Regions from separate parts of the Mus musculus genome. Here region 2 is linked to region 1. The links are chromatin loops, found by intact Hi-C in ENCODE. Cell type or tissue: heart. All regions are shown on one strand.

Region 1 (8,000 bases):
CAGATAAGTGTTTTCAAATGATGATAAAGCTTATGTTTTATTGTCATTTCATATCACATCAATCAACTGATGAGAATTTTTTTTAAACCTTTGGAGTTTGGCCTAATGATACAGAACTATAAGCCTTACTACTTGAGAGTCTAAGGCAGGAGGATCAGAAGTTCAAGGCTTATGTGGACTACAGAGTTAGTTCAAGGCAAACTCAGACAATTTAATAATACCATGTCTCAGAAATGGGAGGCCTGGCTGCCTTTGAAACCTCAAGACTCACCCCAAGAAACACACGTCCTTCAACAAGGCCACACCTCCTAATCCTTTACAAACAATTCCACCAACTGGTGGACAACGTTCAAACAGTGGCCTATAGGGAACCATTCTCATTCAAACCACCACACTTGCCTACTTGATGTACTCGTGTATGTTGGTGAATGCCCTGACATCACTTTCTTTTCTTCTGTGACTATAAAAGTCTATAGAAAAGATTCATGTTATTTGGGGCAACCCAACTCTATTCCTGGACCATGTTCACCTATATTTGGCTCAAATAAAGTATCTCTTATTCTCTTTGAAGTTAAGAGCTATGTTTTGCATTGACAGTTGACCAATGGTAAGAGAACTGTTTTTCAAGAACAAAAAACTTTCATTCAGACAAATTCCCATAAAATTAGTAGCAAAATTGACTATCTAATTTGTGCATGTAGACACTGTCACCTGTCCAGCACCAGCCTTTTGAGAAATAACTTGATAAATTCTATTCCTACAAGTAATAAGTTCCCACATATAAACTTACCCAAGTAGGTAAGGTTCCTAAGGTACTTGTGTGTATTAAAGCCACATCAGAAAACTAGGCCTTATAGCTTCTCAACAGGGAGCACAACAGTCTATCTGGGCTCCATAAAAAGGACATCGACAGTGGACGTGGTGGTGCAGGCCTTTAATCCCAATACTTGGGAGGTAGAGGATCCTCCTGAGTTTGAGGTCAGCCTTGTCTACAAAGTGAATTCCAGGCCAGCCTGGGATATGAGACCTGTCTCAAAAAGGCAAAAGCCAGTACGGTCAGGACAGCCCCTCTTACTTATTATCCAACCATATTAGATGCTTGTATCAAAGGACCAAAAGGCAAGGAACTCCTGACTGTCCCCACTGCTTGCTGAGCCCAGTCAAACTGCCATCCCTCCATCTGAGCTGCTCTGGTGCCTTGTCTCAAACATACTGCCCCCGTACAGCTCATCAAACCTATTTCTTGGCTCTGAGCCTCCATCAGCCCCAACTGGATGTGCTAATATCTCATTGAATCCCTGTCTTCACATCTATATCAGTTCTCTCTGCTGCTGCTTCCAGAAAGACTTTTGTTTTCTTTGTAGTCATTCTGTAACCTATACATACACATTTATTGTATGAAATAATGGATGACTTAATAGTAGCAACAAAGATTGGAATAAAAGGGCCATTAAAATCAATCTCAATGGCACACACCTTTAAACTATCCTCTTGGAATGCAGAGACAGGCAGGTGGATCTCTGAGAGTTCTAGGTCAGCCAGGATGCCAAAGTGAAACCCGGTTTTCAAAAAACGGTTGTTGGGGTGCCGGAGAGAGAGCTTAGCAGGGTAAGAGTACTTGTGATACAAGTCTGATGTCTTGAGTTCAGCCCCCAGAACTCATGGTGGAAGGAGAGAACTGATTCTTAAAAACCGTCCTTTGATCTCTGCATGTTCACCATTCTTGTGTGCACATGTACACTCTCACACATCACACACAAACACACACAGACACACACAACTGGAGTAAAAGGACCTATGATTGCCAATGGCCAGCTATCAAGAGAAGTCCTAGTTGGTAAATTGTAACCAAGGAATCCAACAAAGCTTGTGAGTTTATTGTTATTCAACAAATTCTGGCACTGTGTAAATAAAGATATAGACTTGTCCATATGTGTTTCTGATTCTGACATGCTTACAATATGAATTACATTTAAATTATATTTTTGTAAAAGAAGCAACACTTTCTTTTCCTTTTTTTTTTTTAAAGATTTATTTTATTTTATTATATGTGAGTACGTTGTAGCTGTCTTAAGTCACTCCAGAAGAGGGCGTCAGATCTTGTTAGGGATGGTTGTGAGCCACCATGTGGTTGCTGGGATTTGAGCTCAAGACCTAAGAAGAGCAGTCTGTGCTCTTAACCTCTGAGCCATCTCACCAGCCCCGAAGCAACACTTTGTAATATGTGAATATTTACAGTGTCAAAAGTTTAACCTGTTGAAGTCAAGACAAAAATTTTGGGTATTAAATATAAAAACATGTGAATGTACACTATATATAGTTATTAAATTACTTTTAAAGTTTAAAGAAAGAAGAGGTAGATTGGTTGCTGTCTATTTGTCTCTGGTGTTCTGTGGAGCTAGGAAAGAAGAAGTCCCAGAACCAAGGCTAAGCAAGGCTCCGCTGCTGATCTACACTTATCCTCATGTCTAGTTTTAGACTCCATTTCTGAAACACTGGGGCCTGCCTCTGTGGGTACTGAAAAGTCCAGAGGGTGCCAGGCTGAGAGCTAACTTAGGACTAAAAAACCCAGGTTGGGGGGTGGGGGTGGGGGGGGGGACTCAGTGCTGGAGCAGTACCAGGCAGGTACCAGGCATGATTTTGATTTGGGACTGGGAAGGTTGAGGACCAGATACCTTGAGAAAGTGGTACCTAAAGTTATATAGCTATGGTGCTGGAGAGATGGCTCAGTGGTTAAGAGCACTAAACTAGCTGCTCTTCCTGCAGTCCAGAGTTCAATTCCCAGCAACCACATGGTGGCTCACAACCATCTGTAATGAAATCTGACGGCTTCTTCTGACATGCAGGTGTACATGCAAATAAAGCACTCATATACATAGAATAAGTAAATCATTAATGTTATGTAGCTACACTGTATATTTCAAATTTTTATCTGCTGTTGATGTGGGCCATCATTTTGATGAGAAATGTCTTTAAAACCGATTTAAAAAACAAACCCTTGAAACACTCAGGGCAGTTTGAAATACATTCAGAGTTAAAAGCACAGCTCTTGCTGTGTGAGGTGGCCCATGCCTAAAATTTTAGCGACTTGTAAACTAAGACAAAATCAAACGTTTGAGGCCAACTTGAGCAATGTAGACAGCTTTGTCCCAAGACAGGAAAAAATGTGATTTCCAATCGACGAAATCTTGAGTGGAAGTATTGTTACAGCTTCAAAAAGATATGGCATGTTTTCAGTGAGGTATGATTCCTTCTTAAGCAGTAGTCATTACAGGAGCTCTAACTGCAATTCCAAATGACATGCCAAACGGTATCAAGAAAATTTGATATTCAAGCTATAAAATCTATAAATTGTTTTAGGATGCTTTCACTAAATGTAGTGCCAATAAGTATCAGGCTTTACCTTATACTAACCCATGTTAAAATTTCTGAGTTGGATAGAACAGAAGGATCTCAAATTACAGTAATGCTCTGACCAAGCAATGTTTGAAAAACATAAGCACACAACATTGCTTTGCCAGTGCTCAGTGCTTCCTAGAACGCCCAATAGTACCCTCCACTGGCTACTCTATATGGTATTATTTTGAATGAATTGATTTTGATTTAATGAGGCAGGAGCTCAGGTAACCTAGGAATTGGTTATGTAGTTGGAAATGACTAAACACTTGATTTTCTTGCCTCCACCTTCTGACGCTGGGATTACAAATGTGTGCCAACCAGCCAGGTTTATGTGGTGCTGGGGACTGAAGCCAGAACTTTGTACTAGAAAAGCAATCTACCTCCCCAGCCTCTGGTTTTCAGTTTTCCATAGAAGAAAATGGAGCTTGCTAAATTCAAGGAATTTATTGCAAATTATCAGTAACAGAAATCCTACCCACTGTCTGCCACCGTGGCCAGAAATCCTACCCAATGTCTGCTACCGTGGCTAACGCCTTTAATTCCAGCACCAGGAAGGCATCTATTAGTCAGAGGCCAGCCTGGTCTACATAGTTCCAATCTAGACAGGGATACATAGTCAGATCCTGTCAAAACACAGAAACCAGCCACGTTCACTGGAGCGCTTTTGAGCAATAAGGAGCATCTAACGGTGCCTAGCTCTTCAGCCATGCATGCAGGTGTCCAGGTGAGACTGGCTTCGGTTGTGAGTCCTACTTAAATGTACTTAAGTCTACTTTGTGCAAGCGGACTGGTGTCGCACGCAGCTTGATTCTAGCCAGGCCAGGGTGGGACCCGGGCCTGGAGGTTTCCTTGTGGCCTGTGAGTCGCCAGCAGACCAAGGGTGACGCCCAGCACGGGCGTGGCGGGGCGACCGCGGCTCCTATTCGCCGACCGCCTGAGGCCACCTCCCTCCCCAGCTGCGGGCGCCACCACGGAGCTCACGGCCGAGGACCGCGCGGGCGGGCGAGAGGAAGCATGCTGGACTTCGCCATCTTCGCCGTGACGTTCCTGCTGGCGCTGGTGGGAGCGGTGCTGTACCTCTACCCGGTAACTCCCAACTCGGGTTTCGGGGGTGCGCCTGCGCCGCGAGGACCTGGGCGGGCGGTCGGCCGGGAGCGCTTGCGGAAGAGCCACGTGGCTCCGCCCCGGCGTGCGTTCCCCGTGCGCATGAGTGCTGTGGTCGCTGAGCTGTGGTCCTGGGCGGGTCCCTCATTCTCCCTGTCCCGGACGGGTTTTGGGAGGTGGCGATCAATTCATTACCTTGGGTGACTTTGGAGACATTGACTTCTTCGAGCCCCAATCCCATTTGCTTCTACATCAGGGGAGAAACTCCTTCCATCTTTTCCTAGCATCCCCCTGCATATGCCCCGGCACCGTTGTTGGAATGGGCGAGCTGAGCTCCCCAACCCAAACTTTGTCCACCTGTCCTTTTCAGAGGGGAACCTCTCAAAACTCCGGAGTTACTGTTAAGGAACTTCCTTAAAGTGTATTGTATAAAGCTGGGCGTTGCATACATCTGTAATCCCAGCCCGGGGTGAGGAGGATGGGGTGGGAGCTCAAAGCTCACCCTGGACTACATCAAACCCTGTCTTTAAAAGAATATGTATGTACAAAGTGTGGTGGATTTATGGAAAAGTGGAAAGGTAGTGAACAGCCCCGGGTAGATGAATGGTGATGGAGATGCCCCTTAGAAGTGTCCTGTTCTGAGTTAGTGGTTGATTAGACTAATATAGAAACCACATACCTGAACTCCTGAGAAACAAAACACTGATATGAAGAAGTTGAGAGCTCAGGCCTTTCAAGAATAAGAGGACTGTGTCCTAGCCAACTGGAGCGAATGTAAAACCAGACCGGGAAGACAGATGGGTGTAAATGGCTGAAAAGCTATTCAAAGGACTTTTAAGTCTGCGTTCTACTGGAGGATTTCAATGGATAAGTGGCTATTTTAGTTTAAAGGAAAACTGGGAATGCTGTGTTGGGCCTGTAATCATAGCACTTGGATGGTGGAGGCAGGAGAGTTCAAGGGTTTCTTCCAAAATGGACCTGAGTTCTAGGCCAGTCTGGATCACATGAGCCCTTGTCTTAAATTTTAAAATTTGTATACTAGAAAAAAAATTAAAAATATATGTGGCAAAAAAATGTCTTCAATTCATTCCTTTTAAAAAATGCAAATCTTGGAATCAAGGGATTTTCAGCTTTAAAGGAGAACTTTAATTTGCAGGCTGGCCGTGTCTAATTCCCAGACACTCTGGGAGCTCTGGTGGGAGGATTGTAAGCTTGAAGCCATCTTGGGCAATGAATGTTGTGAGACCCCACTTCAGAACAATCCTAATATTATTAGTAAAGTTTTCTGATAGTCGTCCCGCTACTGTGTTAAGAACGGACTGTAATTATGGGGCTGAGGCAAGGGTGGGGTTAGAGAGAGTAGGCGGAAAGATAACTGCTGTCATTTTGGTGAGAGATGGTGTGTGCTTGAACCCCAGTGTCATAGCACATGGTGAGAAATACAACATTGTTAAGATAAAGCCAGTGAGACGGGATATAAAACTCGAGGCTGAAAGAAGCTGGAAGAAAAACACTTCTGGGGGTGGAGATGGGGACTGGCAGATAGAAGAATGGATTTCCCCATGGAATGTGAAGATTTTGTTTAGTTTGTATCTTGGTGGGAAATTAATGAGGTTTCATAGAGATCAGAAGTTTGGGGTTACGTGAGCCAGGTTTAAGATGCCTGTTTGACATCAAGTGAGACAAAATCAAGTACAAAAGTCTTGAGGTTTAAGGTTAAAAAACCAGACTGGAACAGTTTGGGAACTGCCAGTGTATATATTGTATCGAAGCTAGGAAGTTTGTTCCAGTCTCCTAGAAAATTTAGATGTAGGAAAGAAGAGGTCCAAGGACTAAGCCCAGAATTCTCCATATTAGATAGAGGCTGAAGAGAGGAGTTGGGGTAAGGGAGGGGAGGACCGTAAAGACCCCTGGGGAGGAGCAGTCGGACCCGACAAAGGCAAAGAGTCATCCATTGAGTCAAGTGTGGCAAAATATGCCAAGGAAGCTCAGGCTGGAGAATTCAGGAGTATTGATAATCCAAGATGAGCGGCTCCTCAGTGGGATGATGAGGTGATGGCCGAGCTGGAGTGTACCGCAAGGTCCTAAGGATGCAGAATTCTGTAGAGTTTTGCCCTACTCCCTAACAATTCATTCAGCCCTTAGAGTGGTTCGTATCCCCAATGCGACTGATGAAAAACCTAGGTTTTCATTTATCAATTGGAGATAGGGTTTGGGTTAGGGAAGGGAGTTTGTGTCCACTTCTCTCAGCACTGGAACCCATCTGATGCTGGCCATGGCCAAACGACCTTCTGTGAGTCGTTTGTGCATTGGCCCTGCTATGTTTAGAAAGCCTTGTGTCTCTGGTTTCCTTCAGACCCTTTGGCACTTAAAATCTTTCCATTTCCTCTTCTGAAAAGTTCACTGAACCTGAGGGGAGTGATTTGATGGGGACATCCTGTTTAGGATGAAGTATTCCAGGATCTCTCACTCTCTGCATTGTCTGGCTGTGGCTCTGTGTATTTGTTCCCATCTGCTGCAGGAGAAAGCATCTCTGATGATGGCTGGGCAAGGCACTGATCAGTGTGTATAACAGAATGTTGTTACTCATTTCATTGTTTTGTTCCTTGAGCAGAACAGGAGTTTTTTGGCTTTCTCAGGCACCCAGACCTGCTTAGTCTCAGGTTTTTGTCCAGTGTCAGGAATGGGTTCCATTTCATGGCATGGGCCTTAAATTCAAATCTTGCAAGCCAGTCATCATTGTAGATCAAAGGGATTGTAGCTGGATTGGTGTTTATCTTTCTCTTTGGCAGCAGGCAGAGCTCCTTCCAGTACGCTGAACACTAGGTCGGTGGGGGTGAAGGTTCCAGGTGGGCACCAGCTTGACTTCTCTGTGTTCAATGAGTATGTATGTGTTGTCTTTTGCAAGAAGGTTTTACCATTAGTTGTGTCAAGAAACCAGTAGCCTGGGCTGTTTGGGGTCTCACATGGAACCCTTTTGGTCAACAAGTCAAGTAGATGTAACCCATTCTGGTACTGGAAGCTTCATTTGGTGACGAGAGATGGCAAGCTAGAATGCTGCCTCCTCTGTTACTTTGAGATTTGTTTTAAATTACTTTCCTATATGTATGTATTTTAGGATGCTTTTAGTACTGATTTAGGTTTCCATATGACACCTCAAATGACCCTTAATTTTAGCTGTTTCTCCTCCTAGTCCCTCCCTTGGCGCCTTTCTCTTCCCCCTCCCTGTTTGATCCTCCTATTGCAGTCTCCCCCACCCATCCATAACTATCTATTCTATTTCCCCTTCCTAGAGAGAGCCCTCCCTCCCCCCTAGTCCCTTACTCTGTACCTAACCTCTTTGGGTCAAAGGATTGTAGCTTGCTTATTGAAAATGTAACAGTTAACATCAACATATAAGAAAATTCATACCATATTTGTCTTTCTGGGTCTGGGTTACCTTACTCAGGACAATTTTTTTTTCTAGTTTCATCCATTTAATACCTATGAATTTCATG
Region 2 (8,000 bases), 66 kb after region 1:
TGGCTGTTCTTCAGAGGACCTGGTTTTAATTCCCAGGACCCACATGACAGCTCATAACTGTCTGTAACTTCAGTTCCAGGGGATCTAACACCCTTGTACAAATATATATGCAGACCAAATACCAATGCACATCTAGTAAAAATAAATAAATCATTAGAAACTTCATTGAAATTCCAATGTTAGGGCTAGAGTGCTGACTCAGCAGTTAAGAACACTGTCTGCTCTTCTAGATGTCCTGAGTTAGATTCCCAGCAACCACAAGGTGGCTCACAACCATCTGTAATGGGATCTGATGCACTCTTCTGGCCTGCAGACATACATGCAGATAGAGCACACACACACACACACACACACACACACACACACAAATAAATCTTTAAAAAAAGAGAAAGAAATCCCAGTGCGATATACTCATGCTTCTTTTTATAATTATAAAACTTTAAAAATTTAAAGTTATGTGGTATTTGTTCTTGTATTATAATCTAACTTATTTTTTTTCAGGCTTTCATGTAATAATTCTAGCATTTTTATTTCCCCCTGACTTGTGGTGGTACTGGTTGCTAGTGATGTGGTTCAGATGGTAGAATGCTTGTCCAGTATGCATGTGGCCCTGGGCTCAGCCCCTACTACTGCACAAACTGGGTGTGATGGCCTATGCCTGTAATTCCAGCATCTTTATGTTTTCAAGGGTTGTTTCCTGGCCTTTTACTCTACTATTCTCAGAACCTTACGTCTTTCCCTCCTATTTCTGACCCCTCTTTTATTTTTATTAATAATCTCCATACATGTTGACAAGTCCCAAAAAATGTGTTAGGATTGTTGTCTCGTGGCACTTTGCTGTAGTGGAATATGGAGTTAAGTTTGGGATTCATATTTTAAGGATGTTTGACAAGAGGAAAAACTGAGAGATAGGGCTTGAATTTATTGCAATGTTCTGTGTTATTCATCCACAGCACATTGAATTGGAGCTTGCTTGCATTTACAGAGTTTAAGTCCATTGTCACTGTGGTGGGAAGCATGGTGGTATGCAGGCAGGAAGATAGACATGGTGCTGAAGAAGAAGCTGAGAGTTCCACAACCAAATCCCAAGACAGCAGAAAGAGATTCCGGGTCTCTCTTGGGCTTTTGAAACCTCAATGCCCACCTCAGTGACATCCTCCAACAAGGCCACACCTACTTCAACAAGGCTACACCTCCTAATCCCAGTCAAGTAGTGCCACACCCTACAAGCAAGTGTTCAAATATTTGAACCTATGAGGGTCACTCCTAGTCAAACCACCACACTCTGTAAACACGCAAAGGCTCTTTTGTTGAATGGGTCTAGCCTTCCCTCCTCTTATAAGAGGTTACATAATGTGTGATCAGTAGGCATTACTAGTGTCTACACTCGAAGGATGGCATTTATAGAGCTAAAATATTGGAAGTTTGACAACATGGCATAACGGAAAAGAAAAACATTTTTAAAAGGTCAAACCAATATGTAAGTCCTAAGTCCACAATCTCTAAATATATTTTTGTGTTCCCTTGGTTTTTCTGTCTATAAATGGAAACTATAAAGCCACCTTGGCAATATTAATGGGAATTGACTCTTGTGAAATACTAACTGAAATCTGACATAGAGTACTTGATTATTTTTAATATTACTATTACTTATCCTTTTTTGTAAGATATTTCTGTGAAGGTGGAAATGATATTATGAACAAGGTTTTCTGAAAAGGACTGTACCTTTCATTGAAACTCCTGCAAGATTGGATAAGAATGTCAGTGACGTGGAGGGACCTGAATGTTACACATCCAGAGATAGATTGTTCTCGGGAATTTTGTTTGTTTGCTTGTTTTCAAAACAGGTTTCACAGTGTAGCCCTGGCTGTCATGGAACTATCTCTGTAGACCAGGCTGGCCTCCAACTCACAGAGATCCATCTGCCTTTGCCTCCAGAACACTGGGATTGAAGGTATACACCATCACTGTCCAGCTAACATTATTTTATTTAAAGTTTTCTTGCCCCAGAGGCTTGCTTTTATTCAAATGGAGTTCACATTAAATAAGTACTTTTATCTTGTTACTTTTTGATGGCTTAAATGGATTTGTCTTACCATAACAGTTTATCTGAAAAACTTTAAAACTCAATAGATTTCAATTATGCTCATCAGCTTAAAGAAGTATGGGCAATTAGTGATAGTTTTCAAGAGGTACACAATATGGTCCTGGACCTTAATTCATAGTTTTTTGTGCTTGTTTTCTTTCTTTTTAGAAAATCCTTCTTAGTGGCAACAAAAATGTATGCCTACATCCTTGGGCCCTCAGACTTCCGAGTTTTAAAGACAGCATGAAAATAGCCAAGTTCTCTACCACTGAGCTACAATCCTAGTTCTGATTCCTTAAAGAGCCAAAGAAGCTGTCCCAAATTAGAGAGAGCATTCCAGTTTTCCCTTGGCGATTTGGTGAATCCTCTCTCAGGAAATTTGTTTTGCTAGGCAGCATTTGAAAGAATGCTAGTCAGGAAAAAGTATAGCAGGGAAGGATCCTGTCTGCTTTCAAGGTATCTAGTAGATTTGAAGGGAACCTTGAATAGAAGCTGCATCTGGTGGTGAAAGAAAAGTGGAAGAAATCTATATTTGTAGAGACGGGCTGGCTGGCTGATTAGAATTCCTGCACTGTGGAAACGCTGGGATAGTGCAGGTCCGGAGGCTAATTCTCTTATCATGGGCTAAGTCCTGGCTTTCCGGAGAGACATTCCTTGCAAACAACTCTCCCCTGCCATGTTGGAACTAACATCTTGTGACAACAGATAAAAAGAGACCTTTTAACATTTATTAACTCAGCAGGCAACTAGCTTCAACCAATCTAAAAGATGAGCTTGTTGAAAGGCCCCTCTGATTTTGATGTATCTGCTTCTCTGATGTACCCACCAGTGTATTTTAAAATTGCTTCCATTTACAACTTTTATTCTGTAAAACTACAAAAACATGATGAAACTCTTTCCACGCTGGAACATGGAATTTGAGGTAGCCTAAAGTCTGTGTTTCCTGGCCAAAGTCACTCAAATGGCTCCAGAATAAACCCTCCCCTATTTCCTTTAAGATGAAAACTACAATTTTTACATTAACAAACTTTTAAAAACATTTTCTTGTTTATGTGTGTGTTTCTATCTGAGTGTATGGCACATGAGTGCAGGTACCAGTGAATGACAAGTCAGGGTGTTGTATCTCCTGCAGTGATTGTGAACAGCATGACACGGATGTTGGGAGCCAAACTCTGATCCGCTGGAAGAACAGTGTGTGCTCTCACGGCTGAACCATCTCTCCAGACCCATCAACACAGTTTTTTGATTTACTGGTTTGTATAAGAGTCTGATCTGATGTTTGTTTTCTTCACCTGTTTGTACCTCATTTCCTGAAACAAGTGCATGTGTCTATACATAACTATCCCCCTCCACACACTTTAGGCTTCTCTTCTTTTTCCACACATAGTTAAACTCAGCTACAAACCCCAGCTCTCCCTTTTGTTTTTAACAAGCTTCTCACACTTAGAACATTCACACTAAGACAGGTGTTTAAAGTGCTGAACAATAGATCCAGGTGGACCACATCATCATTTAAAAATACTGTTTTAGGCTCTGCGGCAAAAGCTCACGCATATTGGTAATGTATTTATCATAAAGCCAACGTAACAACACAGGGTTTACTCCACAAATATGTGAGCGAGTGCATTTGATTTTTTTCTAGGAATGTATAATCGTTCCCTCATCATCTGAAATTTGATCACAGGAGGCCAAGTGACAGCAAGAGCAATAAAAGTTGAAACCACAAATCCTAAACTCTAAACCCCTCTAAGATGGTGGGTGCCCTTTGGGTTTCCACAGAACTAACAAAGATTGTGGTCTTGATATCACAGAAGGTGTCAGTTTTATTTATTTTTTTCAAGTTTCACGGTGTGGGCCAATCATATTTATGAAAAAAGATTAGATATCTGGATAACAAGACCAGGATGAACGTCCTTGAATTTGTAGTACTTAATCTGAAAAAAACGCACGTTTGTCATTGTTCGTTTAATCTTATTCATGCTACAACCATGTGAATAAATAAAATAGTACCAGCAAAACCACCATCGAAATTTTAAAAAAAGTGAAGTGAGGAGGAGGCCCAGGCTGGGCAACCACAGCATGTGGCTGTAATTCCAGTCAGCCCGGTCTATACAGGAGACCATGCCAAGAAGAAAGAGAGGACAGGACAGGGGACGGAAGGGAGTGAATGAATGAATGAATGAATGAACGAACGAATAGGTTTGGGACTAGGTAACTGCAATTTGTAAAGAAGCCGATGAGGTTCAAGGTGGTATTTAGAGCTGCCTGGAAGTTCAGTGGCTCTGCCTGTTCGGATGAGGTGTTATCTTTCACAGAGCTTGTGAAGACACTGTGTCCTCTCCCTAGGCGAGCTTCCTCAGGCAGATGACCTCCGCAGGGTTCCGGCCCCGGGTGAAGTGCAGAGGTGAAGATGGGGGGCGGCGGCGTGAAGCAGCAGGGAGCAGAGGTGCATTCCCGCCCGGCTAACAAAGGCTGCTGAGGACTCCCAGACCCAGGAAGGCCGCGCGGGGCCGAAGGGTTAACCCAGAGCCCCGCTCCCGCGCGCATCCCGGCCCCCGCCCTCCCGTCGCTAGGAGACGCCGGAAGTGGGGGAGGGGCGGCGCGGGTGGGAATCTTTTTCGGGCGCTGGGGGCGGGTGGAGGGGAGCGCGCGTGCGCGCGCCCGTCGCCGCGGTGACCGTCCTCGCGGCCCGTCGGCTCGCGCCCCGCCTCCATTCCCCTCCGCCCCCTCCCTCGTCGCGCGCCGTAGGGTGTGTGTGGGGGGGTAGCCGCTCGCTCCTCCCGATTCCCGCCGCGTCCGCCGCTGCTCCTCCTCTCCCGGGCGTCGCGGCCGCTGCCTCTGCGGGCTGTATGAGGAGGAGTAGGAGGAGGAGGAGGAGGAAGAGAAGGATGTGAAGATGGCGGAGCTGCAGATGCTGCTGGAAGAGGAAATCCCGGGGGGCCGCCGGGCTCTCTTCGACAGCTACACGAATCTGGAGCGGGTGGCCGACTACTGCGAGAATAACTACATCCAGGTGCGATGCGACGCGGCCCCTCGCGCGGCTCGGCGCGGCAGGACGCGGGCTGTGAGGGGCGCGCGGGGCGATGGCGAGCGGGGGAGGCCGCGCGGTGCTCGGTCCAGGGAGCCGCGCCGGGGTAGGGACAGGGCGAGGGCGGCGGCTGCAGGGAGCGAGGGTCGCCACCAGGCCCCAGCAGCCCCGTGCGAGTGACCGGTGCGGTGCCGTGCGGTGCGTGGCGTCCCGCCCCCTCGCCTCTGCCCCGTCGCCCCCGCAGTCCTCTCCTGTCAGTGTTCCGGATGGCGGGGGAGGTGGCGAGTGGCGTTTTCTGTCTAACGGGATCTTGCTCGATGGCAGGCTTGTGTGACAGAGGGATAGGTTACCCCCTGCCCAAATTCCGAGGGACCCCCTTTTTATTAAGGGGTCCTTTTTCTGCAAAGTGAAATGCCTCACTTCTCCATTCCTGCGAATGTACCCTGAAGACAAAACAAAAATTCTTAACCCTTAAGTTTAAACATTTTTAAAATGTAAAAGGGGCATGGTGGAACGGCTGTCTCTTATTGCAAGTTAATACCATTTTTTTTTTCTCCTCCCTGTGGAGAATGGGAAACTGATAATGAGCTGCCTTTCCTTCTCAGGTCTCGTTAGAATAGGTAATTTTCCTTTGGGGAAAAAAGAACTATGACTATTTTCACAAAGAATTAGGGAAACGAACCACATGGTTTAGTTTTTTTCCCATGATGATTGGTTTGGCCCAGGGACTTCAGTGTATGTGTGTGTAGGAAGGTGAGAAGTGTGTGTGGGGCGGGGCATTGGTGAGATGAGAACCAGCTGGTCATGGGATAAATGTAAAAATTTTGTGAAGCAACACTTTAAAAATTAACTCATGGTATGCAAATCCAGTATCTCTTGTTTTCCGTAGGGCTTATACTGAATTACAGGTTGTGTCTACATTTTTTTTACTCCCGTTTAAATTCTTTGGATAAAATGGAATGGAAGCGTGATGCTTAAACTGTTAGCTGTATTTTAATGTTCTTGTCCCTACTCCCGTCCCTGCAGATATCCTTAACAGCAGTTGTATTGAAAACATTCTCAAATCTGAGTATGAATTGGAAAAAAAAAAAAAACCCCAAAAAACCAAAACAAAAAAACCCAGATGCTGCAATTTATAGGATCTTAAGTTTTTTGAGGACCACATTGTTAGTCAAAGACAATGTGCTTAGATTTTATTTGGTTATACACACACTGAACTCTACTATTATGTTGTAAACATTTGTATTGAGAATGAATCAGACATAATTGAATCTTCTCCCCTAAAAAGAAGTGGTGGAAAGTGTGTGTTCAGTAGGAAGAGTGTGTGTGTCTTTGGTCAAAGATTGATCAAAATTCCCCACAAATGTCTGTCAGATACTTTACAAATACAGAGCTATGTAGGAAGCATTCAAAGGTTTTACTGCAGGCTGGAGAGATGGCTCAATGGTTTAGAGCACTGACTGCTCTTCCAGAGGTCCTGAGTTAAGTTTCCAGCAACCACATGGTGGCTCACAACCATCTGTAATGGGATCTGATGCCCTCTTCTGGTGTGTCTGAAGACAGCTACAGTGTACTCATATACATAAAATACATCTTAATCAAAACAAAACAAAGATTTTTATTGCTTATCCTGAACTCTTCTGGGGTTTATAATATAGTTCAAGAGACCGATCTGTGAGCAAATTAAATAGCAATACCATGTACCATCAGCCCTTCTTGTGGGAGGAGGAAATAGTCTTCCTTCTTCTTGTCATTCCCAAACAGTGTAACAACTACTTAACGTGCCATGTACATTTTATTATATAGTATAAATAATGTACAGATTTGAACTCTAGGGGAGGATGTGTGATAGATTGAATGTAAATTTTATGCCATTTTATGTAAAGGACTTCAGTATCCAAGGATGGGGTTGGAGTGGGGATTGGGGTGGGGTGGGAGTGTGTCCTAGAACTAATTCCTATTGGATACTGTGCGACGAGCTAAGTATAGTTAATTTATACTTTGTAGGGAATTGTGGGTAGAAAGGTGATGCTTATTTTCAGGGCGTCACAGCTGCTTGGAGAGGCAAAACCTAAAAGACCCAAAGTGCTAATTGTGTTCCCTTGTGTAACATAGTATGGGAAAGTCTTATCTGTCAGAAGAGAAATTGGGGAGTGGAAAAGTGATTAGATTGCAATTGCAGCCAGCTAATAAGAAAAAGGTTTTTGAAAGATGAATGTTACCATAATTTGAGATTATAATTGCCACATAAAGGGAAAGTACATGAATTGATAAAGTGGAGAGGTGAAAGAGATCACATTGTCTTAAAATTTATAATTCTAGCCTACAGAGTATCAAAGTTGGTGTGTTATTTATACTTATACTTATTCTTTTTTTTTTTTTTTTTTTTTTTGAGACAGGGTTTCTCTGTGTAGCCTGGGCTGTCCTGGAACTCACTTTGTAGACCAGGCTGTCCTCCAAGTGCTGGGATTAAAGGCACCACCACGCCCGGCTCTACTTATTCATTTTTGGTGTTGGGGACTGAACTCGGTCTTGTGCTTGCTAAGAATACAGGCTACCACTGAAGTACACTCAGCCCACTGTAAAAGTATATTTATTTTTTAGAAGTAGATTTTGAATTTGAAGCCATCTACTATTTTTAATTTAGTATCTGAGATAGAGTTTATACTTTTGTTTCATAGGTTGTCCTCTGTTGTGGGATTCACTGGATTTATTACTGTAGTACTTTCCCAGGATGATATTTTTACATGATTTGTTTGTAGTACATTGATACTACAACAACAACTGGTGATAGTTGATGTGTGCAGCGCCAGCTGTACATTTGGCTGGTTCTTCTGATGGAAGGACTGACCAGCAAGAGTCCTGATGCTGTCTGTGACCCTGTAA

Evidence for each region. Peaks named below come from ENCODE experiments on the same cell type or tissue, not always from the same donor. Only the 100,000 strongest peaks of a DNase experiment are listed, where the experiment ranks them.
Region 2: a loop joins it to region 1, with 6 times the contacts of the local background. A loop is called at or near these places in 13 of 42 quality-filtered maps.

Annotation. Positions count from the first base shown.
Region 1 is chr1:60,338,973-60,346,972 of GRCm38, forward strand. Cyp20a1 (cytochrome P450, family 20, subfamily a, polypeptide 1) reads left to right here and starts at 4,328. Exons shown (of 13, transcript NM_030013.3): 1 at 4,328-4,485. The coding sequence starts at 4,414. In heart, a CTCF peak has its summit at 4,399; a DNase peak (open chromatin) is centred at 4,539; H3K4me3 peaks cover 2,220 bases; H3K27ac peaks cover 3,279 bases.
Region 2 is chr1:60,404,821-60,412,820 of GRCm38, forward strand. It overlaps Abi2 (abl-interactor 2), which reads left to right and starts at 4,799. Exons shown (of 12, transcript NM_001198570.1): 1 at 4,799-5,099. The coding sequence starts at 4,983. In heart, CTCF peaks have their summits at 247 (motif pointing right) and 6,699 (motif pointing left); a DNase peak (open chromatin) is centred at 4,811; H3K4me3 peaks cover 2,198 bases; H3K27ac peaks cover 3,609 bases.